Regions from separate parts of the Homo sapiens genome. Here all the other regions are linked to region 1. A link is a contact called in ENCODE Hi-C or POLR2A ChIA-PET data. All regions are on one chromosome and are shown on one strand. Each heading gives the region's core, a stretch centred on a gene start or an enhancer-like site at or near the end of the contact. The rest is flanking DNA. Distances are from core to core; before and after follow the strand shown. Region 1 overlaps RAPGEF2 (Rap guanine nucleotide exchange factor 2). Region 2 overlaps FNIP2 (folliculin interacting protein 2). Region 3 overlaps FNIP2 (folliculin interacting protein 2). Region 4 overlaps FNIP2 (folliculin interacting protein 2).

Region 1 (6,629 bases), core at 3,880-6,379:
CTATTGAGTTGTTTTTCTTATATATTTTGTATATTAACCCCCTATCAGGTGTATGGTTTGCAAATACAGTCAGCCCTCCATACACTCAGGTTGCACCTGCAGATTCAACCAACCATGGATCGAAGATATTTTAAAAAACCAATAAACAAACAATACAACAGTAAAAACTAATACAGTAAAAAAGACAATACAGTATAACACCAACTATTCACATAGTATTTACATGGCATTAGATACGATAAGTAATCTAGAGATAATATATGGAAGGATGTGCATAGGCTACACGCAAACCCTATGCCATTTTATATAAGGAAAATCCTCGGGGGCGGGTTCTGGAAGCAACCCATCATGGATACTAAGGGTCAGCTTTATTTCCTCCCATTCTGTAGGTTGTCTCTTTAGCCCAACTGTTTTCTTGGCTATACAGAAACTTTTTAGTTTGATGTGATCCCATTCATCTATTTTTGATTTTGTTGCCTTTACTTTTGGGGTCATTTCCAGAAAATTATTGCCTGTACCAATGTCATGGAACTTTTCAGATGTTTTCTACTATTAGTTTTACGGTTCCAGGTCTTACGTTTAAGTCTTTATTTTGAGTTTATTTTGTGTATGGTATTAATAAGGGTCTAATTTTATTCTTCTGCATGTGTAGATACCCAGTTTTCTCAACATCATTTATTGAAGAGACTCTTCTTTCCCCCATTGTGTGCTCTTGGTACCTTTTTTGAGAATCAGTTGACTGTAAATGGTGGATTTATTTCTGATCTCTCTGTTCTGTTACCCTGTCTACTTCTTAAGTGGTCTACTATTAGAGTGTTGCAACATTGTTATTTTACTTTAAGACCAGACATTATCTAAGAAAACAAAAAAGATAAACTAAAATGCTGTTTTGAGTATGTTGTAGGAAATCTCTGCAGCCTGACATATTTTGGCAGAAGCCAAAGAGTTACTGATAACCTCCTTCACCCTGAGGCACTCCTCTCCGTTTGATTTTCATAATTACCTTTAACTTGAACAACAATAATGTTCCACATGCCAGTGTTCATAAAAGAAAGTGCCTACTACACGTCAAGGCACTGATGATTCGCTTAGAAAATCTTAGATACTCTTATTATTCCTATTTTACGGGTGGAGAGACTGAGCCACAGAGAGGTTGAGTGACTTGTTCAGGGATGCCAAGCTGGTAAATGGCAGTCAGATACTGAACTCAGTCAGTGTTGCTCAAGTGACTCATCTGCCTAGTGGCCTGGCAAGCAGAGAGTATGCAGGGGAATTGCCTGGAAAGGTGCACTGTGATTACCTGTTCTGTCCACAACATCTTCCTACATCATTTTGCAAATTTTTCGTTCTATACCAAGGCCCAGAGTTCCACTAGTAGTTCTAGAGATATCTTTCATGTAAAAGGAGTGTCTCTTAAATTTTTTTTTTTAAGAATCTTTCATGGGATAGGGTCAAAATACCTAGAATACTTTTTTCTGGAAAGTTTTCATAGAGAATAAGAGCCGGAAGTAAAAGGTAAATAATTCTGCAACTTTGCAGTCACCTCACTCACTCAGTAAGATTGCTTTAGGTAGGTGTCAGAGACAAGTGTCCCAAGTTTTTGGATTTTCATCAAGCCAAGACCATTGCCCTTCATACTACCGTTCAAGAGTTACAGCACCAAAATAGGGTAGGCAACTTAAAACATTTCTTCTGTTAAGGATATTAGATAAAACAGTGAACTACTATCTAGTATCAATATAATTTCAAGTAATGACATTATAAAAAAAAGGGAAGGTTACAGTCCCACAATAAAGGAGAACTCTTTAAATGGAATACATTAAGCTTATCAAGGATCTCAACTCATTGTCCTTAATCTCTCATTTTGCCACACACTAGTGAGAATTCTCTGGTGGACCTACATTTGGAACCTTTTCACTAGCCTTCTTTGAAATCTTTTACCAAGAAAATATTTTATAGCTTCCTTTTCCTTCTTCCTGTATGGGTCCTGTAGTTCTCGGATGCAGTAGCTGATAGACCCAACCACCCTTTATAACACTGGCCCTGAGGCAACACACATTTTAAGTTATGCACAAGTATTTTAGGAAATGTGAAGTTGGGAACCGTTCTCCTACCTTCCCTATTCATGTTCCTTTCTGATTGTGATGGCTGCTCTGCAGTAATTGACTTCATAGGATATTCACTCTTACCACCCCAAGGGCTCTTTGCTTCCTTCTGATTTCTGGAGAATCTTGGTAATGATGATCTGAGGGCTTTAAATGTTGGGGGTGGGATGTCAGAGTATCAATGTTGTGAAGGTAAAGGTCTACTTATTTATGAATGTGATGGAGTCTGTCATATAAATCAAATGTACACATGTACAATTTTAAGTTGTAATGCACGCATGCTACTTCCTCTGTAAGTGGGGGAGGTAGAACAGTTATCAGTAGGATAAGTAAAGTGAGATTCTTAGCTTCAAAGGAGAATTCAAAACATGTATTGAAAGGTGAGATACTTCAGAAACTATAACTTGCTGTCCCTTCTAGTGGAGCACTTGATTAGAAAATACATATTTTTACATATTTTTAAGTCTCTGATTCTTCTTTGAAATTCAGTAATACCCAGCATTTTCTGTAACTGCCCTCCTCTGCACCCTTTCCCTAAATAGTTTATCTGATTGGATAAACTATTCCTCTTCTCTGCTCCTTCACCTTTCATGGATAGGTCTAAAAGAGATCAATTTTGAACAGACCTAAAATTTCTTTAGCATTTTAGCTCATTTTCTGACCAATAGTGGAAGGCTTTAATTACATATGTCGAATATTCTCATTTGCTTCTCCTGTCCTCTTGAGAAATAGAAAATTTGAGAATAAGTAGTACTATTGGTGGTTGACTCCTTGGTAAAACATTCAAGATGGGAAAAACAGATGTCAAATTATTTTTGTCTTTTGTCCTAGAAAAATGGCTACAATGAAATTTTCTATATTTAAAACCTTCCATTCAAAGAGTACTTCTTTTTTGCTAAGAGGCAATAAAGAACTGGTGTCCTCAGTGACCTATTCCGCTTTGCTTTTATTAAGACTATCTAAACTCTACCGTGGTAGGACTATTGAGATTTGTACAGTGAATGTTCAAAATGAGTGCTGTTGATAGTGCCTCTGGAATTAGGTTGGTATTAGAAACTTGAGGTTTCCTGAGGGTGATTTGTGCAGACTCTATGGCCCTTTGTTGCGGAGATAGGAGTTCAGTGGAATGATGTATAGCAGCCCCTGTCTGTCCACCCCCAGCTCAACAAGGTTTCTAGGAGGTTTAACTGGAGCCAGACTGTATTTGGGAAATGAATTGAACACCAAGCTGAAGGTTTTAACTCTACTGATAGAGGAGAATTTGTGGGGAAGGTGTTTGGTTGATGTTATTTTTTAATTGAAATTGAAGATAGTTCAGGAATCATTTTATTAGAGAGAGAGTGTATGTCTGTGCCTCTGTTCTCTGTGTGTATACGCAGCTGATTTCTGTTTTTGGTTGTTTTACTTAAATGTTAAATGTAATCATTCACAGCCTGCTAACTTTTGATGGAAAAAACCAGTGCAAATATAGTATGTTAATCTACACATGTAAATTAAAATTTGACTACAAATATTGCAGTCTGAGAGTCTATTAAAATAAGATACTTTTAAAATGAAGATATCTTTTGTTAAATGTATTTTTGCTGCCTAAGAGATGGCAATTCTGGGAAGCTGTAGGCTTGGTGGTGTAATACATTGTTCTGAAGGGGAAATATTTATACTGACTCTTGAAAACAGGAATTGCGAACTGATTTTGGACACTTTCTCTTTTCTTATTTGTTAACAAAATGAGTTTTTGGTGAAAACTAAATTGTTGCTTCTTCTAATGAAAAATCGTAACTTAACAAGTGAAACTTGCTTACGGGATCATTTTTCCCAGGGACGTGACAATTAACATGGTGCATAGTATGCATTTTAGGTTGCTAAACATAACACCCAGTTGGTAATCATAAAAACTGCCTGTGACTTCTGTTGTGACTATATCATTTAACCCTTGTGTTTTCTTCAATGAGAGATAAACTCTTTGAGAATGCAGATTATAGATGATACTTCATCTGTCCCTTAAAATTTATGAAGTACTTGGTACCTTCTTCAGCTCTTGTCCCTTGACACTTGACTGCTCTGGGGCTCCCTGACACCAACTTGAATTAGAAGACGAATGGGATAAAAGAGTGTTTTGTTGTAATTTACAAGTCTGTTTTGTAATTTTTATGGCTAATTAATGAGGTAATTACTAATCACCTTTGTCTCAAGTTTAGGAATTGTTCAAAAACTCAGTCTAAAAAAGCATGCCTTTTTCAGTGGAAAACACTTGAGGAAGTTTTTTGATTGATTTGTTTATTTTTTTCCTCTGGAAAAGAAACCTGAAGAAGTTTTAGACAAACAGGGAATGACTTGAGTCTTTATAATTTACTTCTAGCATTCTTCATACATGTCTTTTCTTTCTTTCTTTTTTTTTTTTTTGAGATAGGGTCTTGCTCTGTTGCCCAGAATGGAGTGCATTGGCACAGTGACAGCACACTGTAGCCTTAACTTCCCGGGCTCAAGTGATTCTCCTACCTCAGCTTCTCCAGTAACTGGGACCACAGGTGCTCGTCACCACACCTGGCTAATTTTGTTTTCTTTTTTCTCTATAGAGATGGGTCTCACTGTGTTTCCCATGTTGGTTTCAAACTTGGACTCAAGCCATTTGTGGGGATTACATATATGGCTGCACTCAGCCATACATATGTCTTAATAAAGTTTAAGCCATACATGTGTCTTATAATGTTTAGGAATCCGAGGCTGAAGAAATATACGAGGGCCTTATCAGCAATGACCAGTAATGTCATTATCAGGTTTTCCTGGGCTTTGATGTGAATTTGAATGAAATCACAATCCTAGGAGATTGTTTTTCTTTTGGGTGTAAATTAGTAAGTTCAGAAACAGTATTTTGCCTTCATATGATTTAGGGTTAAAGTAATTATTGTAACTCTAAAATAATAATTTTTTTTTTGAAAACCATACACTCTGCTATGGATTTTTTTTCTTACATTGTTCAAAAGTATGTGATGATGTAACTCTGGGGTATGAGTCACTCGGATGCACAAAGCACCTCAGCAGGCTGGTGATATGACATTTTTGTTTTATTTGCTCTGGTGCTTTACAAAGATCTGGGGAGGCTGTTTTAAAATAAACATTTCCCTGCTAAGGATGATAGAAGTTAAACAGTTTTAATAGGAGTGCTGATGGACTTGTTCCCGACTTCCTGCCCCTTTTCGTCAGGGACATAAAGAGAAAGGAATCATCATATTCTTTAAGATGATCTTCAGGAATGCTTTAAACCCCCATCTCTGTGTTGACTCACTTGCGAGACCGGCGACTGCTTTTGGGTTCTAGGAAGGACGGTTGGTCCAGTCTGCCACCTTGTGGTTATTTACAGAATTATTTCAGCCTGTATAGGTGTGAGTTTTCTGAAGCCGTAACACACAGATTGAAAACACATTTCCTGCATTTCTTTCTCTCCCTGTTCTCAGGGAGTGCTTAAGATCATGCATACCACCACCCCTGCAGGAATGTTGCCCTTTTCTTTCTTTGCACCCAGCACATCCACCGTTCGTTGCTAGATGCAGAGCTGAGAAAGAGATGTAAGAGAAGACGAGTGTCTTTGTTCAAGGTGCTTCTCTGATCGAGGACATAAAATACAAACCTATTAAAGTGCCCACATAGAGCACATGTGAAGGCCCTAATGTGAATGGTCAAGGTGGTAAGAACTTTAGAGGCTCAGAAAGGAAGTGTTCACTGCCAGTGTTAAATGGGGTCTTGGAGCAGAGGAGGATGGAAGAGTGTTTGGAGGGACTTTGTGTTAGGCTGTACCCAAAGACTGCTGGTCATCATGTGGAAAGGGTACAAGAGGTTGTTGGTGTTTGGGTTTCATTCCAGTGTGGGGAGCCTTGGAACGAGGTGGTTTGAACATGGTGTGCTTGACACAGTGTTAGCAGATACGTGCTCTGGAGGTAACAGGCACCCTCCGCCCCCACCTCAAAGACAGCATTAGCCTTGTTTGGGAAATTCGTGGGTAAAGTTATTAGTCCCTCTCCTGCATGAACTTTAATGTAGTTTGTGAACCTGGCAGAAATATATGCTATACAATGTTGTATAGGACAAGGTACTGTGGGGCATATTTTGGGAAATACTGCAAAAAAATGTTAAAAAGGTTTAACCTGACAATATGCTACTGATGTGTTATATTGAATTACTTCAATATAACAGGTTTTTTTCAAATAATACTTCAGTTGTGTGGATATATTTTGGAAGAAAATATATACAAAATTTTAATTTGTTTTCTAATACCATCCACAGATGAAAAAATATCCAAGAACGGTGCTAAATTAAATTAGGTCTTCAAAGTCAGTTTCAGTAACTCCAATGTGACCTGAAACTTGTGGGAAACCTCTTGTAATTTTAAACAATGTTAAGAGTGAAGTGTAAATATTATAAGGAATGTTTTAAAGGTAGAAAGTCTGTAGGTCCAAATGTTAATGGAATGCATGCAGAATTTTTTTTAACGACTTCATTTTAAGTGTTGTAAAACAGTCTTGAGCT
Region 2 (7,252 bases), core at 25-2,524, 280 kb before region 1:
TACGTGTAAATTCACATTCTCAATATTGTTTAGCTATAAAAATTATATCAAGAAGTTCTTAATATGGGAAAGGATTATTATAAAGTTTTTTAAAGGCAAGAAACACTTTTGGAATGATTTCAACTATGAAAAAAATACTTGTTTAAAAAGACTAGAATAATACATATGTAAATCTTAATAGTTAGCAAAAGTAAACTTTGTTTTACAAGAACCTATTCTTATACCTGGTAGTGGTAGGGTTTGAGATGGCTTGTGATTTTTTAAGTGTATTTGAAACTGATGAGATAAAAGCTGTGTAGTTAGAAATGAATTAAGAAAATTCTGACTCTTAAAATATTGGCAGAGATTTGACTTCTAGCCCTCATTGTGAATGTTCTTGGCTTTGCAGTGCATCATGCATCTTGAAGATAGACTACAGGAGATGTACCTTAAAAGTAAAATGCTATCTGAATATCTCCGGGGACACACACGAGTCCATGTGAAAGAATTAGGTGTCGTACTGGGGTGAGTTCTGTGAAGTGCCGTCACTTGTCCCTTTGATAGGTATCCCTAGCATTGTACCCACTAACGTGTTTAGCCTGTGTCACCCTAAACCTCAGGCCCTGGTAACCCATCAAAGTATGTGGAGTCCATCAGATACGTGCCTCTGCAACTCCCCAATGAACAGCATGTTCCGTTATCTGATACTGGGTTTCACACCTACAATCAATCGCAGGACTTTAGGCTGGTCGTGCTTTGTTGCTCTTCTCTGTGGATTATCTTATGCTTGAAAAGAAAATTTAATCCCACACTGCCCGTTTCTAGTAACTGAATAAGATGCTGAAGTCACAAGCTGTGGGACATGCAGCAGCAGCTTGTGTTTACATTTCACTTCCTGGAGGAGGAGTAGGTTGGCACATTCCACCTGGTGGCAGGAAAGGCCCTTCTAGGCTTGAGGAGCCTGCCTGCGTGTCTGTGGGGGGACAGTGCTTTCCTTCCTTTATTATAAGCCCACCAAAGAGGAGACTTGTATGTTACTAAAAATGCCTATCATCCTCCAGAGGGTATTTGCTATAACTTCTCTAGGGGAAGTAATTCTTACTTCTGTTTTACTGTCAGCTTGATTTTTCAAAAGAGAACAAAAAGACATTGTACATTTGGGGAACTGCCCCCGCTTATCCATGATGATGATTCCCCTCACTTGGGAGAAGAAAATATTTATAATGTCGACGTTTAAATTATCTAAGCCTCCTAAGAGACTGGGGCCTTTGTGTTTTGCTTAGATTTCTCATCTTTCACACCCAGAATGTGACGCCTGTGTTGTTCGGCTCTTGGCATTTCCTGTCATAGATTATTCTTACATACTTTATTTACAAAGTATTTCCCCCTTATGAGGTGTTTGCTTTTGCAGTTAACTTGCAACATGTCTCTTTGTCGTTTTTTTTTTTTGCTTTTGTTTATATCTCTCTACCAGCCTCATACTTCAATCCTGCCTTATTAGTTTTTTTTTTATTATTATTATACTTTTAAGTTCTGGGATACATGTGCAAAACGTGCAGGTCTGTTACATAGGTATACACGTGCCATGGTGGTTTGCTGCACCCATCAACCCGTCATCTACATTAGGTACTTCTCCTAATGCTATCCCACCCCCAGCCCCCCACCCGCCAAATAGGCCCCGGTGTGTGATGTTCCCCTTCCTGTGTGTGTTGTCATTGTTCAACTCCCACGTATGAGGGAGCACATGCGGTGTTTGGTTTTCTGTTCCTGTGTTAGTTTGATGAGAATGATGGTTTCCAGCCTCATCCGTGTCCCTGCAGAGGACATGAACTCATCCTTTTTATGGTTGCATAGTATTCCATGGTGTATATGTGCCACATTTTCTTTATCCAGTCTATCATTGATGGGCATTTCGGTTGGTTCCAAGTCTTTGCTATTGTGAATACTGCTTCAGTAAACATACATGTGCGTGTGTCTTTATAGTAGAATGATTTATAATCCTTTGGGTATATACCCAGTAATGGGATGGCTGGGTCAGATGGTATTTCTAGTTCTAGATCCTTGAGGAATCGCCACACTGTTTTCCACAGTGATTGAACTAATTTAGACTCCCATCAACAGTGTAAAAGTGTTCCTATTTCTCCACATCCTCTCAAGCATTTGTTTTTTCCTGACTTTTTAGTGATTGCCGTTCTAACTGGTGTGAGATGGTATCTCATTGTGGTTTTGATTTGCATTTCTCTGATGACCAGTGATGATGAGCTTTTTTTCATATGTTTGTTGGCTGCATAAATGTCTTCTTTTGAGAAGTGTCTGTTCATATCCTTCACCCACTTTTTGATGGGGTTGTTTTTTTCTTGTAAATTTGTTTAAGTTCTTTGTAGATTCTGGATATTAGCCCTTTATCAGATGGGAAGATGGCAAAAATTTTCTCCCATTCTGTAAGTTGCCTGCTCACTCTGATGATAGTTTATTTTGCTGTGAAGAAACTCTTTAGTTTAATTAGATCCCATTTGTCAATTTTGGCTTTTGTTACCATTGCTTTTGGTGTTTTAGTCATGAAGTCTTTGCCCATGCCTATGCCTGAATGGTATTGCCTAGGTTTTCTTCTAGGGTTTTTATGGTTTTAGGTCTTACATTTAAGTCTTTAATCCATCTTGAGTTAATTTTTGTAAAAGGTGTAATGAAGGGTTCCAGTTTCAGTTTTCTGCATATGGCTAGCCAGTTTTCCCAACACCATTTATTAAATAGGGAATCCTTTCCCCACTGCTTGTTTTTGTCAGGTTTGTCAAAGATCAGATGGTTGTAGATGTGTGGTGGTATTTCTGAGGCCTCAGTTCTGTTCCATTGGTCTGTATATCTGTTTTGGTACCAATACCGTGCTGTTTTGGTTACCGTAGCCTTGTTGTATAGTTTGAAGGCAGGTAGCATGATGCCTCCAGCTTTGTTCTTTTTGCTTAGGATTGCCTTGGCTATGCAGGCTCTTTTTTGGTTCCATATGAAATTTAAAATAGTTTTTTCCAGTTCTGTGAAGAACATCCATGGGAGCTTGATGGGGATAGCATTGCATCTATAAATTACTTTGGGGAGTATGGCCATTTTCACAATATTGATTCTTCCTATCCATGAGCATGGAATGTTCTTCCATTTATTTGTGTCCTCTCTTATTTCCTTGAGCAGTGGTTTGCAGTTCTCCTTGAAGAGGTCCTTCACATCTCTTGTAAGTTATATTACTAGGTATTTTATTCTCTTTGTAGCAATTGTGAATAGGAGTTCACTTGTGATTTGGCTCTCTGTCTGTTATTGGTGTATAGGAACGCATGTGATTTTTGCACATTGATTTTGTATCCTGAGACTTTGCTGAAGTTGCTTATCAGCTTAAGGAGATTTTGGGCTGAAATGTTGGGGTTTTCCAAATATACAATCATGTCATCTGCAAACAGAGACAATTTGACTTCCTCTCTTCCTATTTGAATACGCTTTATTTCTTTCTCTTGCATGATTGTCCTGGCCAGAACTTCCAATACTATGTTGAATAGTTGAATAGGAGTGGTGAGAGAGAGCATCCTTGTCTTGTGCTGGTTTCCAAAGGGAATTCTTCCAGTTTTTGCCCATTCAGTATGATATTGGCTGTGGGTTTGTCAGAAATAGCTCTTATTATTTTGGGATACGTTCCCTCAATACCTAGTTTATTGAGAGTTTATAGCTTGAAGTGGTGTTGAGTTTTGTCGAAGGCCTTTTCTGCATCTATTGAGATGAGATAATCATCTGGTTTTTGTCACTGGTTTTGTTTATGCGATGGATTACCTTTATTGATTTGTGTATGTTGAACCAGTCTTGCATCCCAGGGATGAAGCCAGCTGGATCGTGGTGGATAAGCTTTTTGATGTGCTGCTGGATTCAGTTTGCCAGTGTTTTATTGAGGATTTTTGCATTGATGTTCATCAGGGATATTGGCCTGACATTTTCTTTTTTTGTTGGGTCTCTGCCAGGTTTTGCTTTCAGGATGATGCTGGCCTGGCCTCATAAAATGAGTTAGGCAGAAGTCCCTCTTTTTCTATTGTTTGGAATAGTTTCAGAAGGAATGGTACCAGCTCCTGTACACTCTGGTAGAATTTGGCTGTGAATCCATCTGGTCCTGGACATTTTTTGGTTGGTAGGCTATTAATTACTGCCTCAATTTCAGAACTTGTTATCAGTCTATTCAGGGATTTGACTTCTTCCTAGTTTAGACTTGGGAGGGTGTATGTGCCCAGGAATTTATCCATTTCTTCTAGATTTTCTAGTTTATTTGAGTAGAGGTGTTTATAGTATTCTCTGATGTTAGTTTGTATTTCTGTGGGATCAGTGGTGATCTCCCCTTTATCATTTTTTGTTGCATCTATTTGAATATTCTCTTCTTTCTTCTTTATTAGTCTGGCTAGTGGTCTATTTTGTTGATCTTTTCAAAAAACCAGCTCCTGGATTCATTGATTTTTTGAAGGGTTTTTTGTGTCTCTATCTCGTTCAGTTCTGCTCTGATCTTAGTTATTTCTTGTCTTCTGCTAGCTTTTGAATTTGTTTGCTCTTGCTTCTCTAGTTCTTTTAATTGTGATGTTAGGGTGTCGATTTTAGATCTTTCCTGCTTTCTCTTGTGGGCATTTAGTGCTATAAATTTCCCTCTAAACACTGCTTTAAATGTGTCCTAAAGATTCGGGTACACTGTGTCATTGTTCTCATTGGTTTCAAAGAACTTTTATTTCTGCCTTCATTTCGTTATGTACCCAGTAGTCATTCAGGAGCAGGTTGTACAGTTTCCATGTAGTTGTGTGGTTTTGAGTGAGTTTCTTAATCCTGAGTTCTAATTTGATTGCACTGTGGTCTGAGAGACTGTTATGATTTCCATTCTTTTGCATTTGCCGAGGAGTGTTTTACTTCCAATTTTGTGGTCAATTTTAGAATAAGTGTGATGAGGTGCTGAGAAGAATGTACATTCTGTTGATTTGGGGTGGAGAGTTCTGTAGATGTCTATTAGGTCTGCTTGGTCCAGAGCTGAGTTCAAGTCCTGAATACCCTGTTAATTTTCTGTCTCGTTGATCTAATATTGACAGTGGGGTGTTAAAGTCTCCCATTATTATTGTGTGGGAGCCTAAGTCTCTTTGTAGCTCTTTAAGAACTTGCTTTATGAATCTGGGTCCTTCTGTATTGGTTGCATGTAGATTTAGGATAGTTAGCTCTTCTGGTTGCATTGATCCCTTTACCATTATGTAATGCCCTTCTTTGTCTCTTTGATCTTTGTTGGTTTAAAGTCTGTTTTATCAGGACTAGGACTACAACCCCTACTTTTTTTCACTTTCCATTTGCTTGTAGATCTTCCTCCATCTCTTTATTTTGAGTCTGTGTATGTGTTTGCACGTGAGATGTGTCTCCTGAATACAGCACAATCATGGGTCTTGACTCTTTATCCAGTTTGCCAGTCTGTGTCTTTTAATTGGGGCATTTAGCCCGTATTTGATTTAAGGTTAATATTGTTATATGTGAATGTGATCCTGTCATTATGATGCTAGTTGGTTTTTTTGCCCGTTAGTTGATGCAGTTTCTTCATAGTGTTGATGGTCTTTACAATTTGGTATGTTTTTGCAGTGGCTGGTACCGCTTTTTCCTTTCCATGTAGTGCTTCCTTCAGGAGCTCTTGTAAGGCAGGCCTGGTGGTGACAGAATCTCTCAGCATTTGCTTGTCTGTAAAGGATTTTATTTCTCCTTTGCTTGTGAAGCTTAGTTTGGCTGGATATGAAATTCTGGGTTGAAATTTTTTTTTTTTTTTTTTTTTTGAGACAGAGTCTTGCTCTGTTGCCCAGGCTGGAGTGCAGTGGCGTGATCTTAGCTCACTGCAACCTCCGCCCCTCCAGGTTTAAGCAATTCTCTGCCTCAGCGTCCAGAGTAGCTGGGATTACAGGCGTGTGCCACGAAAATTCTTTTAAGAATGTTGAATATTGGCCCCCACTCTCTTCTGGCTTGTAGGGTTTCTGCAGAGATCTGCTGTTAGTCTGATGGGCTTCCCTTTGTGGGTAACCTGACCTCTCTCTGGCTGCCCTTAACATTTTTTTCCTTCATTTCAACCTCCGTGAATCTGACCATTATGTGTCTTGGGGTTGCTCTTCTCGAGGAGTATCTTTGTGGTGTTCTCTGTATTTCCTGAATTTGAATGTTGGCCTGCCTTGCTAGGTTGGGGACATTCTCCTGGATAATAACCTGAAGTGTGTTTTCCAACTTGGTTCCATTCTCCCTGTCACTTTCAGGTATACCAATCAAACGTAGATTTGGTCTTTTCACATAGTCTCATATTTCTTGGAGGCTTTGTTCGTTTGTTTTCATTTTTTCTGTAATCTTGTCTTCACGCTTTATTTCATTAAGTTGATCTTCAATCTCTGATAGCCTTTCTTCTGCTTGATTGATCCAGCTATTGATACTTGTGTATGCTTCATGAAGTTCTCGTGCTGTGTTTTTCAGCTCCATCAGGTCATTTATGTTCTTCTCTAAGCTAGTTATTCTAGTTAGCAATTCACCTAACCTTTTTTCAAGGTTCTTAGCTTCCTTGCATTGGGTTAGAACATGCTTCTTTAGCTCAGAGGAGTTTGTTATTACCCACCTTCTGAAGCCTACTTCTGTCAATTCATCAAACTCAATTCTCCATCCAGTTTTGTTCCCTTGCTGGTGAGGAGCTGTGATCCTTTGGAGGAGAGAGCATTCTGGTTTTTTGAATTTTCAGCCTTTTTGCCCAGGTTTCTCCCCATCTTCATGGATTTATCTACCTTTGGTCTTTTACGTTGGTGACCTTCGGATGGGGTCTCTGAGTGGACGTCCTTTTTGTTGATGTTGATGTGGCTGTTTTCTGCTTGTTAATTTTCCTTCTAACAGGCCTGTCTGCTGCAGGTCTGCTGTGGTTTGTTGGAGGTCCACTACAGACCCTGTTTGCCTGGGTATCACCAGCGGAGGCTGTAGAACAGCAAAGATTGCTGCCTGTTCCTTCCTCTGGAAGCTTCGTCCCAGAGGGGCACCCACCAGATTCCAGCCAGAGCTCTCCTGTATGAGGTTCTGTCGGCCCCTACTGGGAGGTGTCTCCCAGTCAGGATACACAGGGGTCAGGGATCCACTTGAGGAGGCAGTCTGACCCTTAGCAGAGCTCAAACGCTGTGTGGGGGATCCACTGCTGTCTTCAGAGTTATCAGGCAGGGATGTTTAAGTCTGCTGAAGCTGTGCCTACAGCCGCCCCTTCCCCCAGGTGCTCTGTCCC
Region 3 (6,627 bases), core at 1,996-4,495, 390 kb before region 1:
TCCTATAAAATGTGTGGGCAAAAAATAAAAATTAGAGGCCAGGCACGGTGGCTCATGTTTGTAATCCCAGTACTTTGGGAGACTGAGGTGGAAGGATCTCTTGAGTCCAGGAGTTTGAGACCAGCCTGTCAACAAAAGGAGACCCCATCTCTACAAAATAAAAAATAAAAAAAAAACTAGCTAGGCACATGCCTGTGGTTATAGCTACTTGTGGGTCTGAGGTGGTGGAATCGCTTGAACCCAAGAGGTTGAGGCTTTAGTGAGCCATGATCGCACCACTGTACTCTAGCCTGGGTGACAGAGGGAGACCCTGTCTCAGAAAAAAAAAAAGGAAAACTATAAAATTCTATTATAATACAAATAGCCACTTATTTATGATTATAAAGATGTTGTAAACCTTGTTAATTAGTGAAGACATAATTGTAGAATATGTACATAAATGACTTCCCTGAAATCTTTTAGAAATCTTTTAGAATGCTTTTAGAATAGCTATTTCTCAAGAATTTTAAGGGAGCCCATTCTAACATTTAAAAAATAATAGTATTCTTTACCATTTGCTAGCCCCTATACCAAGAGCTTTTTACTTAAATCATTTCACGCATGTCTCATAGTTATCCTTTGATGATAGATATTTTTATTAGCCAATTTATAGATTATAAATTTACCATAATTTATGGATGAACACTTGAGGCTTGCCTGAAATTGAGTGGTTTACTAGTGACCCTGGGAATTCAAACTGAAGTCAGTCAGCTCTTATTAATATATGATCTGTATTCTCTCTCTGCAGATGAATATTTGAAGTACTTAAGACTGAGATTCAGTGGTAGATTTTGTGAGGTTTATAAGAAAGTATGAAGTGTAGCTGAGTGCGGTGGCTCACGCCTATAATCCCAGCACTCTGGGAGGCTGAGGCAGGCAGATCATTTGAGGTCAGGAGTTCAAGAACAGCCTGACCAACATGGTGAAACCCTGTCTCTACTAAAAACACAAAAAAATTAGCCGGGTGTGGTGGCGTGCACCTGTAGTCCCAGCTACTCAGGAGGCTGAGGCAGGAGAATCGCTCGAACCCCAGAGGCGGAGGTTGCAGTGAGCTGAGATCGCGCCACCGCACTCCAGTCTCAGCAACAGAGGGAGAGTCCTTCTCAAAAAAAAAAAAAAAAGAAAAAAGAAAGTATGAAGTCTAAGTACTATTTCTAGGGAGCTTACTGTTAATTGTGCAATTATATATGATGTGTGAAAAACTAATTAATAATACAAAACAGTAGTTCAGGACCAAGTCTCTAAAGTCCTATTAAGATGAAAGGAAGGAGTGAGGGAGGGCTCTTTAATCTGGGCTAGTTAGGGAGGCTTTATGGAGGAGATAAGAGCTAATAGGTAGAATTCATAGAGGTGAAAAACTTTTTACCTTAGAGGTGTTCCTGAGTTAAAAATGGGTGGACCGGTCTCTGTGAAATCAGAGTGTTCTTGTGAGGCAAGATACATTTGGACCGAATTGTGCAAGTTGTTGCAAGCATTATTAATTTTAAATTTTAAATTTAGGTAACCCCAAAGTGTAGATGGGGAGGGACCCCAGTCTATACTTTGAGTCTTATTAGAGTAGGGCCTTTGTTACAGATTTACATTTTTTGTTTGTTTTTGTTTTGAGACAGAGTCTCACTCTGTCGCCCAGGCTGGAGTGCAGTGGCGCGATCTTGGCTCACAGCAACCCCCGCCTCCCAGGTTCAGGTGATTCTCCTGCTTCAGCCTCCTGAGTAGCTGGGACTACAGGCGCATGCCACCATGCTTGGCTAATTTTTGTATTTTTTTGGTAGAGACGGGGTTTCAGCATGTTGGCCAGGCTGGTCTCGAACTCCTGGCTTCAAGTGATCCGCCTGTCTTGGCCTCCGCAAGGTGCTGGGATTACAGGCGGGAGCCACTGGGCCCAGCCTGGATTTACATTTTTGAATTCAAACCTGACTCTCCCACTTACAATGTGGGGCACATTATTCTCTCTAAATGAGTTTTTTTTTCTTTTTTTTAATCTGTAAAACAGGTGTAAAGTTGCCTTTCTTGCAAGTTTGTCTGAAGACTAGAGATAATACCTATCAATCCTACTACACAGTGTTTGACAACTATTAGACATTCAATATGTAGTGACTCTTATAACTCTCAGAGACTTAAATATTATGTCTTTCCCTCCAGCTCTTTCCCTGTATTAAATGCATCTCTACTGATCTCAAGGTTGTAGGGAAATGGCAAGTAGCTTGTCTTTACCAAAAGGTGGAGTTCCTGCTCTGAAGGCAATGTGGAGCCACTGAGGTTTTAAGTAGTGGATTGGTGGAGCAGCTTGCTAAACACAGGGACCCTAACTTAAATTTTGGTGCTGGGATGCAAGTTAGTGCAGTTTTAGTGTATATGATATATGATATCAGCAAGTAAAACATACGTGTATTCCCCAGTCTTCCCTTTCTTTCCCCTATCCCAGACCTCTCTTATCTTCAAAGGGAAAAAACAAAACTCTTACAAGCTGACAGCTTCATGCTCCCAGCCTTTAAGCTTTCCCTCCAGCCTATGGCAAAATCTGTACTTGGTAAACCTACCAGATACATAACTATCTCTTTTTGTATCTTTTAATATCAGGAGCTTCCTTTTTGTTTTTTTTTTTTCCTCAAATTAGTTTCTTGACAGTTCTCTTGCCTCTTTTGATTCATTTCACAAACATTTATGAGGAGTCAGTTATGGCAGCTAATCCTAAAATTCCAGACTTATTGCGAGGAAAGGAGTTTGTGTTTGAAGGCTCTTACTAATTCAGTTCTCACGATTGTTGTATTTTTACAAACAGAAAAGGGAGAGGGTTGGAAAAAGGGAGGGAGAGGGAGAGACATTTGTATCAGAAACTGGGGGTGGGGAAGCTCCCAATTGTCCAGTAATCTTATCTACAGAGTGCTAAATACTGCCTGTAATTGTATGTAGGGGGTGGGTGCTAGTTTAGATAATGTGCCAAGGGAAGCGCACAACCTCTGCTTGCTCCAACTAAAGCTGTTAAAAAGCAGTCTAGTTCCAGTAGGTGCAAATCCACACTTTAATTTGTTCATCATTTTGTCTTCATTCTTCAAATCCAGTTTGTATTGGACTTTGATCTTATAGCTGATTACTGTGCCATGCTGCTCTTTAGTTTACTCCAGCAGAGTATTGAGTTTTACAGCTTGGACTGTTAAAGTCAATATTGTGTTTAACACAGCAGTAGCAGAGTGAGTTGTCTTGAGCTTGCCGTGACCTGCTAGCATGCTAAGCTAGCATGCTTAATGCTATTTAAGAGGAGAGTTCCTTTCAGAATTATGTCAAGATTAGCAATTGATGGTGAGAATTGTTGTGGTCCAATCACCAGACCACAGTAGGTAACTTCCCTGGGGTGAAAGCATTGCCATAGTGTTTTAGACCTGTGCTCTGCTCTCCATTTATTTTAGAAACCATTCTGTACAAGGCACAGGGCCTCCAACTCATCATTTTCCCTGCAGAGGTTTACCTCAGAGATGTTTTTAGTTGGAGAGGGGCAAGTTACCTTCAAGGAGAAAATAATTGGGTCTCTCTTCTTTAATTCAAATTCCAAAGTATTGTAAATCTCATTTATTACCTGTCTGTTCTGAAGACTCCACTTTTCTTTTCATCTTAGAAATATTTGGCATGTGGATCTAGACCAACTCTGCCTGAAGCACTGAGGCAAGCAGGCTTGATCTTTTTTTCTTTTTTGCTTGGCCTTCTCAGGAGTCCGTTCACCATCAGATTAGTGAAATTTCACACAAATTAGTGAATTAGTGTGGCCTTGTCAGGGCAGGGGACGAGGACATTTGAACTGCATTGCTCTAGGCTCTAGGTGGCCTAAAGTCCTCACAGCTGGAATTCTCCATCTGGTTCCATCCAGTTCCAGAGCCTGGACCAGTTCAGCTTCCTAGACTGAGGTTTGCATCAAAACTTACAAGTAATGAAGGGTTTATTATGTCTACCATTGCTTTCTCTTTCTTGGGGACCTAACCGGTATGGATGGAGGAATGTACATGAGTCACATTTCAGAGGAAAGCTGGACAGGATGTGGAAGTGATGGGGAGATACTTGTAAACAAAAAGAATAGACAAAATCATGATATATAAAGTAACTTCCAAGTTTTGAGCCCGAATAATGTGGGTAGCATAATTAGTGGAAATAGGGAAGTTACAAGGAGAAGTTGGTTTTGTACATGTTGAATTTAAGGTGTAGTTGAACACTCTAAGTTGTGATATTCATGAAGCTGTAGTTGTCAGAAGATATTAAGCCAATATTTGCCAAAGAGCCCAGAAAATTCATCTCTTGCTCTTTAAGACTTTTCTTTTTCTATTCCGTCCTCCAAAATTACTTCTGTAGAAATTCTGTTCCTTCTTCCAAACTCGGTTTAGATGCCACCTCTGATTATCTTTGCTGATTGCCCCAAATGGGCATGCTGCTCCCTTTAAACCAGTGGTCCCCAACCTTTTTGGCATGAGGCAACAGTTTCATGGCAGACAATTTTTCCACAGACAGTGGAGTGGGGGATGGTTTTGGGATGATTCAAGCACATTACATTTATTGTGTACTTTATTTCTATTATTATAACATTGTAATAAATAATGAAATAACTATACAACTCACCAAATGCATAATCAGTGGGAGCCCTGAGCCTGTTTTTCTGCAACTGGAAGGTCCCATCTGGGGTTGATGGGAGATAGTGACAGATCATCAGACATTAGATTCTCATAAGGAGTGTGCAGCCTAGCTCCCTCGCGTGCGCAGTTCATAATAGGGTTCGCACTACTATGAGAATCCAATGCCACCACTGATCTGACAAGGTGGAGCTCAGGCAGTAATGCTCACTCGCCCACCACTCATCTCCTGCTTTGTGGCCCGGTTCCTAACAGGCCATGGTCTGGTACCAGTCCGTGACCCAGGGGTTGGGGATCCCTGCTCTAATTCTTCTTATATGGCAGTTACCACATTCTACTAGCTGTTTTTTATTTATCCAAATACTTTACCAGATTATACCTTGACAGCAACATTGTATGTATGTCCCTGTAGTGTATAGCATAATACTAAGTACAGTACGTTAGTAGGAGCTTGTTTAAATACGTTTATTTGAACCTGCATTGTTTTCAGCAACTACCAGTACTTAAAAATATGTGAATTTATTAGCCAGTATATAAAGTTCCTCTTTTTTTTTTTTTTTTTGAGCCAGAGTCTCACTCTGTTGCCAGGCTGGAGTGCAGTGGCACGATCTCAGTTCATTGCAACCTCACCTCCTGGGTTCAAGAGATTCTCCTGCCTCAGCCTCCCGAGTAGATGGGACTACAAGCACGTGCCACCATGCCCAGCTAATTTTTGTATTTTTTAGTAGAGACGGGGTTTCATCTTGTTGGCCAGGATGGTCGCGATCTCTTGACCTTGAGTTCCGCCCACCTTAGCCTCCCAAGGTGCTGGGATTACAGGCATGAGCCACCGCGCCTGGCCCCTCTCTTTTTTAAAACATAAATTTGTCTCCAAATTTGAAGTTTTAAGAACATCTCCATTATTTCAGAATTTAATAAATGTGTTTATCCTACCCATGATTCGTTCTTTCTTTAATTTTAAATTTAATAAGAGATGAGGTCTTGCTATATTGACCAGGCTGGTCTTGAACTCCTGTGCTCAAGCAGTCCTCCCATCTTGGCCTCTCAAAGTGGTAGAATTACAGGCGTGAGGTCCCGCGCCCAGCCCTACCCATGCTTCTTAACTGTATTTACTCCATTTTTTTCTTTCCAGTTACAGGGTTCTTTCTTTTTTCTTTTTCTTTCTTTCTTTTTTTTTTTTAACTTCAGAGATTCTCCTCTATAGATTGTTTAATTTTCTATACCAGTTCCAGTTTAGAGTTTTGAAATTCACTGCCAAGAAATGTATGGGGTATTTTATTAAAAATACACTGTTTTACATATGAAGGCAAAGTAATTTTCATTTTGTTTCTGAGGTCATATCTGATTTACTCAGCATTTTGTTGGCTCCTCCCAGCTGACGTCTCTCTTTAGTAAATTATTTCTGTGGAACAAAACTTAGAGTTTAGGGTCTGTCATAAGAATAGTTTGAAGATCTTTTTTGCCTAAACCAATCTGACCTTTGCCTGGACTGAAACTCATTTGCCATCTGTCTCTTCCTAGAACCTTGAAAGATCTTACTGTTTATTCTCTTTACTTGGGACTTACCTGGTGAAAAACTATTAGTGCCATCATCTACAGGGATGGCCCTATCTATGACCAGTCTCGTCCGGATTAATTATGAAAATGTTAAGTTCAGTCTTCACACTCATTGCTGAAAAGACCACTCTGTTTATATTTCTCCTTCCAGAGAAATGCTTATCTGTCCTTTTGTTTTCTGGACCTGATCCAGTTCTGTGTCCAAGATAAATATTCTACTGGCTTCATGCTGTTTTATCTTCATAAAAACAAGTCACCAAATACCTGTGTACTAATGCAGTTCATATAGTAAAAACGTTAATTGCACAGGAGATTCAGATGAATAAAAGAACACTTATTTTGGTGTCTCATGGCCAGAGTTAAAAAAAGAAAACTAGATTTACTAGTGCACAGGTCATATGCTATTACAGCTTCAAGG
Region 4 (7,495 bases), core at 354-2,853, 350 kb before region 1:
AGAGAAGGCTCTACCGACTTGCTCCAAATGGTTCCCTGCCCAATAACACAGAAGCCTTAACACTCCTTTAACTCGGATATGCTGTCCCCAGAACCCAGGCATCCAAATTTAGTCTTCTCTGCATGTCCTTGTGATTTCTGACTGCCATCTGTGTCCAAATTGGCTTTGGAAGGAGAAGCTTTCTCTCCAGTGATTTATTATTTAAAGCAGTCTTCTCAGCCCTTATCATGAAAACTGGCAATTTTCATATGGCCCTTTGGAATCCACATACAAGGCTATCTGTCCCAGGCTCACTGGTGCCCCAGTTCTGAGGGGATCACTAGCCCTGCATGCTTGTGGCCTTTTGATGTGCACACAGGCATGGTGACTGGGAAGCTTATCTGTCTGTGATCATCTCATGTGCTGCAGATAACATAACTTCTTTTGCCCTTTTTAATCCACAGTTGGTCATGTTCGGAGTTTGACCTGAATGAGATTCGCCTGATAGTTTACCAGGACTGTGACAGGAGAGGCAGACAAGTCTTGTTTGACTCTAAAGCTGTTCAAAAGATTGAGGAGGTGACAGCTCAGGTATGAAATGCTGATTTGCTTTCTCCTTTTCTTTTGTGCTTTTAACCACCCTTCTGATCAATCATTTATTAATCTATCATCTTCTCTTTGAGTTATATTATACAGTGCCATTAATGGTTCAGAAGAAACATAAGCAAGCATTGAATCCTTTAATCAAAGCCCTACCCCCAACAGGCATGAGTATGCTCACTGCTAAACACAAGTGAAACTGTTAGCAAGTAATCATGGCAGGAGCTAAGCAGTGTACTATTAATAGTACTAGAGGTAAATTTGCTGGTGAGTTGCAATCCAGTAAGATTTTGATGCCAAGTGAGTGCCTCAAATGTAATGGGAAAGCAGAACTCTAAAATTCATAAAGTGATAAAGTGTTAGTGTGAAGATCATTCTGTCCAGTGTTTCTCATGGATAATAATAAGTAGCACTGGGTTAAACAAAATTAAACAGCTTTGCTTATTTACAGGACTTCCATATGCAAACCTGCATTGTTATCTTCAAAAAGGATTGTTTCTCAAACCCTTCTGACCAGGGGAGCTTTTATTTATTTCCCATTTTTTTTGTGGAGAGTTGGGTGGTAGTGGTGGTGGTGGTGGTGGTGTAGGGTGGGCGACAAGCAATGGGTAGAGTGAGGATAGAGCAGCTCTTGATCCCTTGGAACCAGAATGGGAATGGTAAAGTAACATGTTTAAGGTGAGGAGAGTCTGATCCTTTCTGGGTCTTTTTTGGATATGATACCAGGGTACTTGTAAATTCACTTTAGACCTTTCATTCTCTTTTCAGTATTTGTTCAGATGCCTACAAATTAAATAAATCCACTTGTATTCATTCTTTTTATGTTCAATAAGTTGCTACCCATACTGACCAAATACTGGCAGTTTGTAGAATGTGCAGCTAAGTAAATGAACAGTTTATAACGCAGTCTTTGTCTCATCAGGGCCAAGGGGTTGTTTTCCTGCTTTTGATAAGGATCATTTCTGCAGGAAGGAAGTGTTTGGTTAAACACAGTTTAGCTGGGTGGATTCCACAGTGTTTTAAAGTGGAGTTCTGCCAGGTGGCTAATCATTACAGTAGTTGTTGGGCTTGTTAGGTAGGTGAAGGGAGGGAGGGGGAAACCAAGAAATCTCTCAGGTGATTCACTGTAGGCTTTCCAGGTTAGATTTGTAACAGAAATTTAGGTGAGCCAGCACTTGACCCTTTGGTGGACAGGAGATGGTTTACCTCTTAGTTTCTTGAATTATTTCCCATTTCTCTGAAGGCCTCACATGGATGGTCTAGTTGAGCAGCTATCACTGGGGCTGCTCATAGTGGTGGCAGGTGGAGGGGAAAAGAAACACAAGTTTTCAAAAGGAACTGGAATCTTCAGTGTACCAGAGCACTGATAATGCTGGAATCTGGAAACATAGGCTTTCTTAGAAGCATTCATCTAACCAAAAAGGCATCTTAGGTTCAGGAGGTTTGTAGCTTGCCCAAGGCTACAAAAGAATCCAGTCAGTGCTCTATTCACTACACCAGGTGGTTTCTCCAATTATAGACTGTTCAGCATTGTACTCCAGCCAAAGGGTCTAGCAGTCTGAAGCAGTGGCACCTCGTGTCACTTAGGCCCTCTGAGGGGCTGTGTTTCTGGCTTAAGTGAGATTGAGTAACAGCTTTATCTTTAGCGTGTTGAGGGAGTGCTGGGTGCTCAGGAATAATCAAGTGCCACTTTGAATGCCATCATTGCTGGAGTGACAGTTGTGGTCCAGCACATTTTGTGTTTTCCTTACGTTCTTTTCCCATTTTCAGTCCCCACCGCCCCAGCCTCCCTTGGCAAGCACAAAACGTCATGAGTTTGTATCAAGCACATGACTGCAGGCATTTGCATTAGACCACCAGTGTGACTGTCACATTGGAGATTAGATAAGCTGCAATTGCATTCATGTTTTTTTCCAAGCAAAAGCTACACAAGGAAAAAAAAAAGGCAAAGAAGACTCAGAATAGAAATAACTTATCATAGAGGGTGCAGGAAGCTTCTGTAGGGAGTAATATGTTTGGGGAGAGGTAAATATTAATAAAGGTTTATCCTTATACGTTTGTCACTGTGATAAAAATTAGTGGCAAACTCTAGGGAATGTATAGTAGAGCATCCTCTGTTGTCTTTAACCTTTGAAGACCATATTTCCATCACATGCTATGTAATTCACAGTAGCTCCTGTTTCAGGGTTTTGGTTTCATCCCTTACAAATTCAACCTCATGATTTTCCTTCCTGTTACCTTTAAAGGAGTAGTAGAGGAGGTGTGTCATTAAAAACACAAGTAGGCCGGGCGCGGTGGCTCACGCCTGTAATCCAGCACTTTGAGAGGCTGAGGTGGGCAGATCACGAGGTCAAGAGATCAAGACCATCTTGGTCAACATGGTGAAACCCCATCTCCACTAAAAATACAAAAAAATTAGCTGGGCGTGATGGTGGGCACCTGTAAGTCCCAGCTACTTGGAGGCTGAGACAGGAGAATTGCTTGAACCCGGGAGGCACGGGTTGCAGTGAGCCGAGATCATGCCGCTGCACTACAGCCTGGCAACAGGGTGAGACTCCATCTCACAAACAAACAAACAAACAAAAAACCCTACGAGCCAGTCTGCCCAAATTAATAGTTTTGTTTTATTAGTTCCATTTGCTTAGTAAAAATTTAGATTTGAAGCCTCATCTTTCTCCTCATCAATGTAATGGATTATGACTCTACATAATACTAAAAAGCTAATAATCAAAACTCAAATAACCAAAACAGAGGTCAATTATGTGAATTGAAGTGTAAATAATAGTTAAATTATTAAAAGAGGATAAAGTCTTAATACATAACCTACCTCCTTTTGTCTAGAACCCTTCTTCAGCATTCTGCCATCCCAAACCATGTTTTTGTCATTATTGGGGAAAAAAAAAAGCTTCTGTTTTTTAATGCAACCTAGGCACCAGAATGCTTTTAAAAAGGAATTCCCAATGAAGAACTGTTGACGAACCTGATATACTTAGTAATCTTTTACCTTGCCTGTCTCTCTTAACCTAGAAAACAGAGGATGTTCCTATTAAAATATCAGCCAAGTGCTGCCAGGGAAGCAGCAGTGTCAGCAGCAGTAGCAGCAGCAGCATCTCTTCCCACAGTTCTTCTGGGGGATCTTCACATCATGCTAAGGAACAGCTTCCAAAGTACCAGGTACAACCATCCCTTCTGTGGGAATAGCCCCTGAGGTTAAAGTTATTTACTGTAATTTCTCCTTGGGAAATAATGCCTGCTCGAGGGCTCTACTCCAGGAATATGAGGACAAGTATTCAACAGAGTACTCTTAAATGTTTCACATCGATGTTGTTTTTGCTCTTTGGCTTTTATCTCCAATAAAAACTGTAATCAAGCAGAGGTAATACAGCCTACTGTGAACTGGATGAGGAAGAAATATTGCCAGTCAGGTAAATTACCTTGCTTTGTTTCCTTTGCTCTCTGATCCAGAATAATAAACATGTACTTTCCAGTTTTGTTATAAGAATTCCTAAGGATTCTGGGAATGTATATGGGCATCCTAAGAAAATAGAACATACCAGTAAAAGGAAGAAAGCCTTGTATGGGAACAGAAAGAAATGGCAAGATCTAATCTGAGTATGAAGGATAAAAGGCTGATGGCATTTTTTACACTGTGTGTGTGGGGTGTGTGTGTGTGTGTGTGTGTGTGTATAAGGATAGGGGTTAAGGTTATTGAGAAATATTGGCTAACAAGATAAAAAGGAAGAAATGTTTTATAAATATTGAATGGCAAAAGAATATTAATTGATGGAGGATATATTGAACTTTTTCTTAAACCCATGTAGAATCTTTTCTACTATTTTGCTGGAAAAACAATACTAGGGAAGTTACCAGCAAATGGGTCTGGAGAACTTTGTTTTTTCATAGTTAGGATTTGTGCCATGCATTTGCCCTTTTTGAGACACAGTGCTCCAGGGTCTCACAGCAGTCTGCAGTTTAAAAAGTATGGAGTAGAATTTTCAGCAGGTTGAGAATCACAGTTGGCATGTGGCCCTTGTACCCCAAGAAAAAGCAGATTATAAATGAAGGAGGTGGGTGGAAGTTAGTAATAAAGAATGTGAAAACCAGTTGGTTTCTGTCTGCATATAGTGGGAAGAAGTTGGTTTGAGCTATAACGAGAGAGAGGAACCTAGCTGAGCAGGGCTGATAGATTTATCTTTCTTTTTTTTTTTTTTTTTTTTTTTTTGAGACGGAGTCTCGCTCTGTCGCCCAGGCCGGACTGCGGACTGCAGTGGCGCAATCTCGGCTCACTGCAAGCTCCGCTTCCCGGGTTCACGCCATTCTCCTGCCTCAGCCTCCCGAGCAGCTGGGACTACAGGCGCCCGCCACCGCGCCCGGCTAATTTTTTGTATTTTTAGTAGAGACGGGGTTTCACCTTGTTAGCCAGGATGGTCTCGATCTCCTGACCTCATGATCCACCCGCCTCGGCCTCCCAAAGTGCTGGGATCACAGGCGTGAGCCACCGCGCCCGGCCCAGATTTATCTTTCTCTTTCCGCCTCTGCAACCGTGCATAAGTAAGTGTGTATTTGTGCGTCAGCGTATGTATGCTTGTGTGTCTGTGTGTGTGTATGTATTTGGAGTTTTAAAAAAAGATTTGGAAGAGTATGTTAAGGGTGATTCCCATGTTTTTCCTTGGGTGGAAAGCACACTGACAGAGAATATAGTTGGCAGGTCGGGGTGCAGAACCATGGTTGCTTTGGTGGCACACTGGTTTGCTCAGCATTCATACCTGTCCTGTTCATCATTGTGTCACTAGCACTTAGCACGGGTGCTCAGAATTCTGCATCCCAAGACACTCATTCAGATGTCACTAGGTGAATGAATGTATTGGGGTATACGATTCTAGAGCTCCAGGAGAGCTCTTGGTCTAGAGACAAAGATGTAGGAGGTATTCTATGTAAATAATAATCAAAATCAAAAGAATAGTTGAAAAGGCGGGCAGTTAGTAGGGTTGACCTCCAGGCAAAACCACAGTAAGGGATGATCTGAGAAAGAAGAGAGTCAAAATGGAGAGTCATGAACAGCATCAAATATATTGAGAGAAGTTTAATAAAGCAAACTGGAAAGGGTCCATTGGATTTGACCAAGAGGGAGGAGGTCATCATTGGAGCAGTTGAACTAGTTTGAGCTAAGAGGTAAAGTCAGGCTGTGGTAGATTAACAAGCCAGTGAGAGTAGAGGAAGAGGAGGCAGGCAGTCCACTCTTTGGTTGGTAAAGGCATGAGAAAGACTGGTCAGAAGCTAGAGGGGTCAAATGTTGTTGAAATACTTTTGTAAAACTTCAGAGTTATCAGACCATCTGTTATCTTTTGGGCCCTCATAAAACCCTATCTGCAGCAATGGGCATTTTTTATTCCACATTGTTAATTATTTGGCTGAATAATACCGAACCATATTTTTTTCAGGATGTTTTCTTAGTACCAAGAGAAGAGTTACAGTTATTTTCATAATTTAATCTTTGTATTTAGAGTTTATAAATGGAGATAATAGTAATCTTTGTTTCTCATAACACAAATAAAAATGAACTCTAATAAAACACTTGGATCCTAGGTGATGATGTTGTGTACAGAGAAGAAATCACAAACATTAGTAATACTTTGGGGGGGAAAATAGGCAATCGCCATTATAAGTTAAGATTGTAAGATGACCACTTGAAGCTTTGAGAAATAGTTTTAATCACCGATGACACTAACGAGATTAATAAACATTATTTTCTGTTGCATTGCATGTCATGTTCCATGTACTAACTTTGATTTTGTTTTCTTGCATGTAGTACACAAGACCAGCTTCCGATGTCAACATGTTAGGGGAAATGATGTTTGGCTCAGTTGCCATGAGTTACAAAGGCTCCACCTTAAAGATACACTACATACGGTGAGTCTGGGCTTCCTTTTCTACTAGTTTTGAGAAGTGGAACGGTGGTATTGACTCCTTAACTCATAAATTTATTTTTCCCCTCTCCTTTTTTCCCCTCCACAGTTCTCCTCCACAACTGATGATTAGTAAAGTCTTCTCTGCTAGAATGGGCAGCTTCTGTGGAAGTACAAATAAGTAAGTGTAGGATTTTGCATTCCCCACCCCCATTTTTTAAAGTGTGTATTTCTAGATAGACTAATTCTTTAAGGGCCATAAGGCATTTTGAAATGACAAGCAGAATGAGTCCAAATTAACAAAGGGGCTTTAAAAGTGGCTACTGTCCTATAAACAGTGAGTGGGAAAAGACCTTTGACTTTATTAGGTGGCCCTAAAGACAAATGGCTGTCTTTATATGTTTTGAGTCTCCATCTGTTACCCAGTCACCAATTTTTAATTTCCTGGGAAATCAAAAATAAAGAACAAAAGGGAAGGGGCTACATTATTCTGAAATATCTGAGAACTTAAACTCATTTTGGCATATTCATTCATGTATTTTGAACTTTCAAGCAGAAATATTTCATATACTTCATTTTTTAAATAAAACAACAAAACACCAGTTGTACTTTGATAAGTTTGAAAGAAGCGCTTGTTATAAATTAAAGGACATTCTTAGGGGTCAAGTAAAAGCTGTTTTTTCTTATCCTGGGAAATTAAAAATATTTCTCTATATATTTGAATACCATTAAGTGAGTCTTGGCTTACTCTTCAACAAAACAGTTTGAACATTTAACATTGGAATGTCATGACTTAAGCCAATATGAGAATTTTTATTTATTTCTTGCGAGATTTGTTTTTAACAGACCCTTGGGATTACCTGAACGTTTATTGCATTAATTCCCTTACGTGCAGATTTAAGTAAAAATTATTTTGCCTTCATTATGCTGTATTATTCTCAAAGTCTTTCTGTCGTCGTTTTTGTCAGCTCTACACACAGCAAAAGTCTTTAATTGTTAATAAATACAAT

The links. Hi-C counts contacts between places; a loop is a spot of excess contacts on that map. ChIA-PET counts read pairs that join two places held with the same protein, here RNA polymerase II (POLR2A). Pooled maps may share reads with other maps.
Region 2: a map of endothelial cell of umbilical vein shows a loop between it and region 1 (5-fold over the local background). The contact joins two enhancer-like sites. A Hi-C loop is called at or near these places in 9 of 168 maps with a recorded cell type or tissue (Calu3, K562, endothelial cell of umbilical vein and 5 more), 10 of 37 single-sample maps with no recorded cell type and 17 of 50 pooled maps. POLR2A ChIA-PET finds 5 or more read pairs at or near these places in 6 of 52 experiments (A673, H1, HEK293T and 2 more).
Region 3: a loop to region 1 is called in a pooled map, with 1.8 times the contacts of the local background. The contact joins two enhancer-like sites. A Hi-C loop is called at or near these places in 2 of 168 maps with a recorded cell type or tissue (endothelial cell of umbilical vein and heart right ventricle), 3 of 37 single-sample maps with no recorded cell type and 7 of 50 pooled maps. POLR2A ChIA-PET finds 5 or more read pairs at or near these places in 2 of 52 experiments (T-cell and activated CD4-positive, alpha-beta T cell).
Region 4: a loop to region 1 is called in a map with no recorded cell type, with 4 times the contacts of the local background. The contact joins two enhancer-like sites. A Hi-C loop is called at or near these places in 1 of 168 maps with a recorded cell type or tissue (PC-9), 6 of 37 single-sample maps with no recorded cell type and 11 of 50 pooled maps. POLR2A ChIA-PET finds 5 or more read pairs at or near these places in 3 of 52 experiments (K562, PC-9 and activated T-cell).

Annotation. Positions count from the first base shown.
Region 1 is chr4:159,170,267-159,176,895 of GRCh38, forward strand. The region is part of intron 1 of RAPGEF2 (Rap guanine nucleotide exchange factor 2); the gene reads left to right. Among named protein-coding and RNA genes, the nearest start is that of MIR3688-1, 45 kb to the left of the region's middle. RefSeq lists an enhancer at 5,120-5,852. Within about 2 kb of position 5,130, at least 14 of the 41 ENCODE cell types and tissues checked have a DNase peak (open chromatin) inside an H3K27ac peak, as active enhancers do; they include PC-9 and endothelial cell of umbilical vein, where a contact is called at or near this core.
Region 2 is chr4:158,895,362-158,902,613 of GRCh38, forward strand. FNIP2 (folliculin interacting protein 2) reads left to right here. Exons shown (of 17, transcript NM_020840.3): 16 at 389-504. The region is part of intron 4 of SPMIP2 (sperm microtubule inner protein 2); the gene reads right to left. Among named protein-coding and RNA genes, the nearest start is that of FNIP2, 130 kb to the left of the region's middle. RefSeq lists a silencer at 1,136-1,430 and an enhancer at 6,542-7,252. Within about 2 kb of position 1,275, at least 4 of the 41 ENCODE cell types and tissues checked have a DNase peak (open chromatin) inside an H3K27ac peak, as active enhancers do; they include endothelial cell of umbilical vein, where a contact is called at or near this core.
Region 3 is chr4:158,779,891-158,786,517 of GRCh38, forward strand. All of the region lies in intron 1 of FNIP2 (folliculin interacting protein 2), which reads left to right. Among named protein-coding and RNA genes, the nearest start is that of FNIP2, 14 kb to the left of the region's middle. Within about 2 kb of position 3,246, at least 6 of the 41 ENCODE cell types and tissues checked have a DNase peak (open chromatin) inside an H3K27ac peak, as active enhancers do; they include endothelial cell of umbilical vein, where a contact is called at or near this core.
Region 4 is chr4:158,825,473-158,832,967 of GRCh38, forward strand. FNIP2 (folliculin interacting protein 2) reads left to right here. Exons shown (of 17, transcript NM_020840.3): 2 at 444-570; 3 at 3,607-3,753; 4 at 6,389-6,489; 5 at 6,595-6,666. Among named protein-coding and RNA genes, the nearest start is that of FNIP2, 60 kb to the left of the region's middle. Within about 2 kb of position 1,604, at least 10 of the 41 ENCODE cell types and tissues checked have a DNase peak (open chromatin) inside an H3K27ac peak, as active enhancers do; they include PC-9, where a contact is called at or near this core.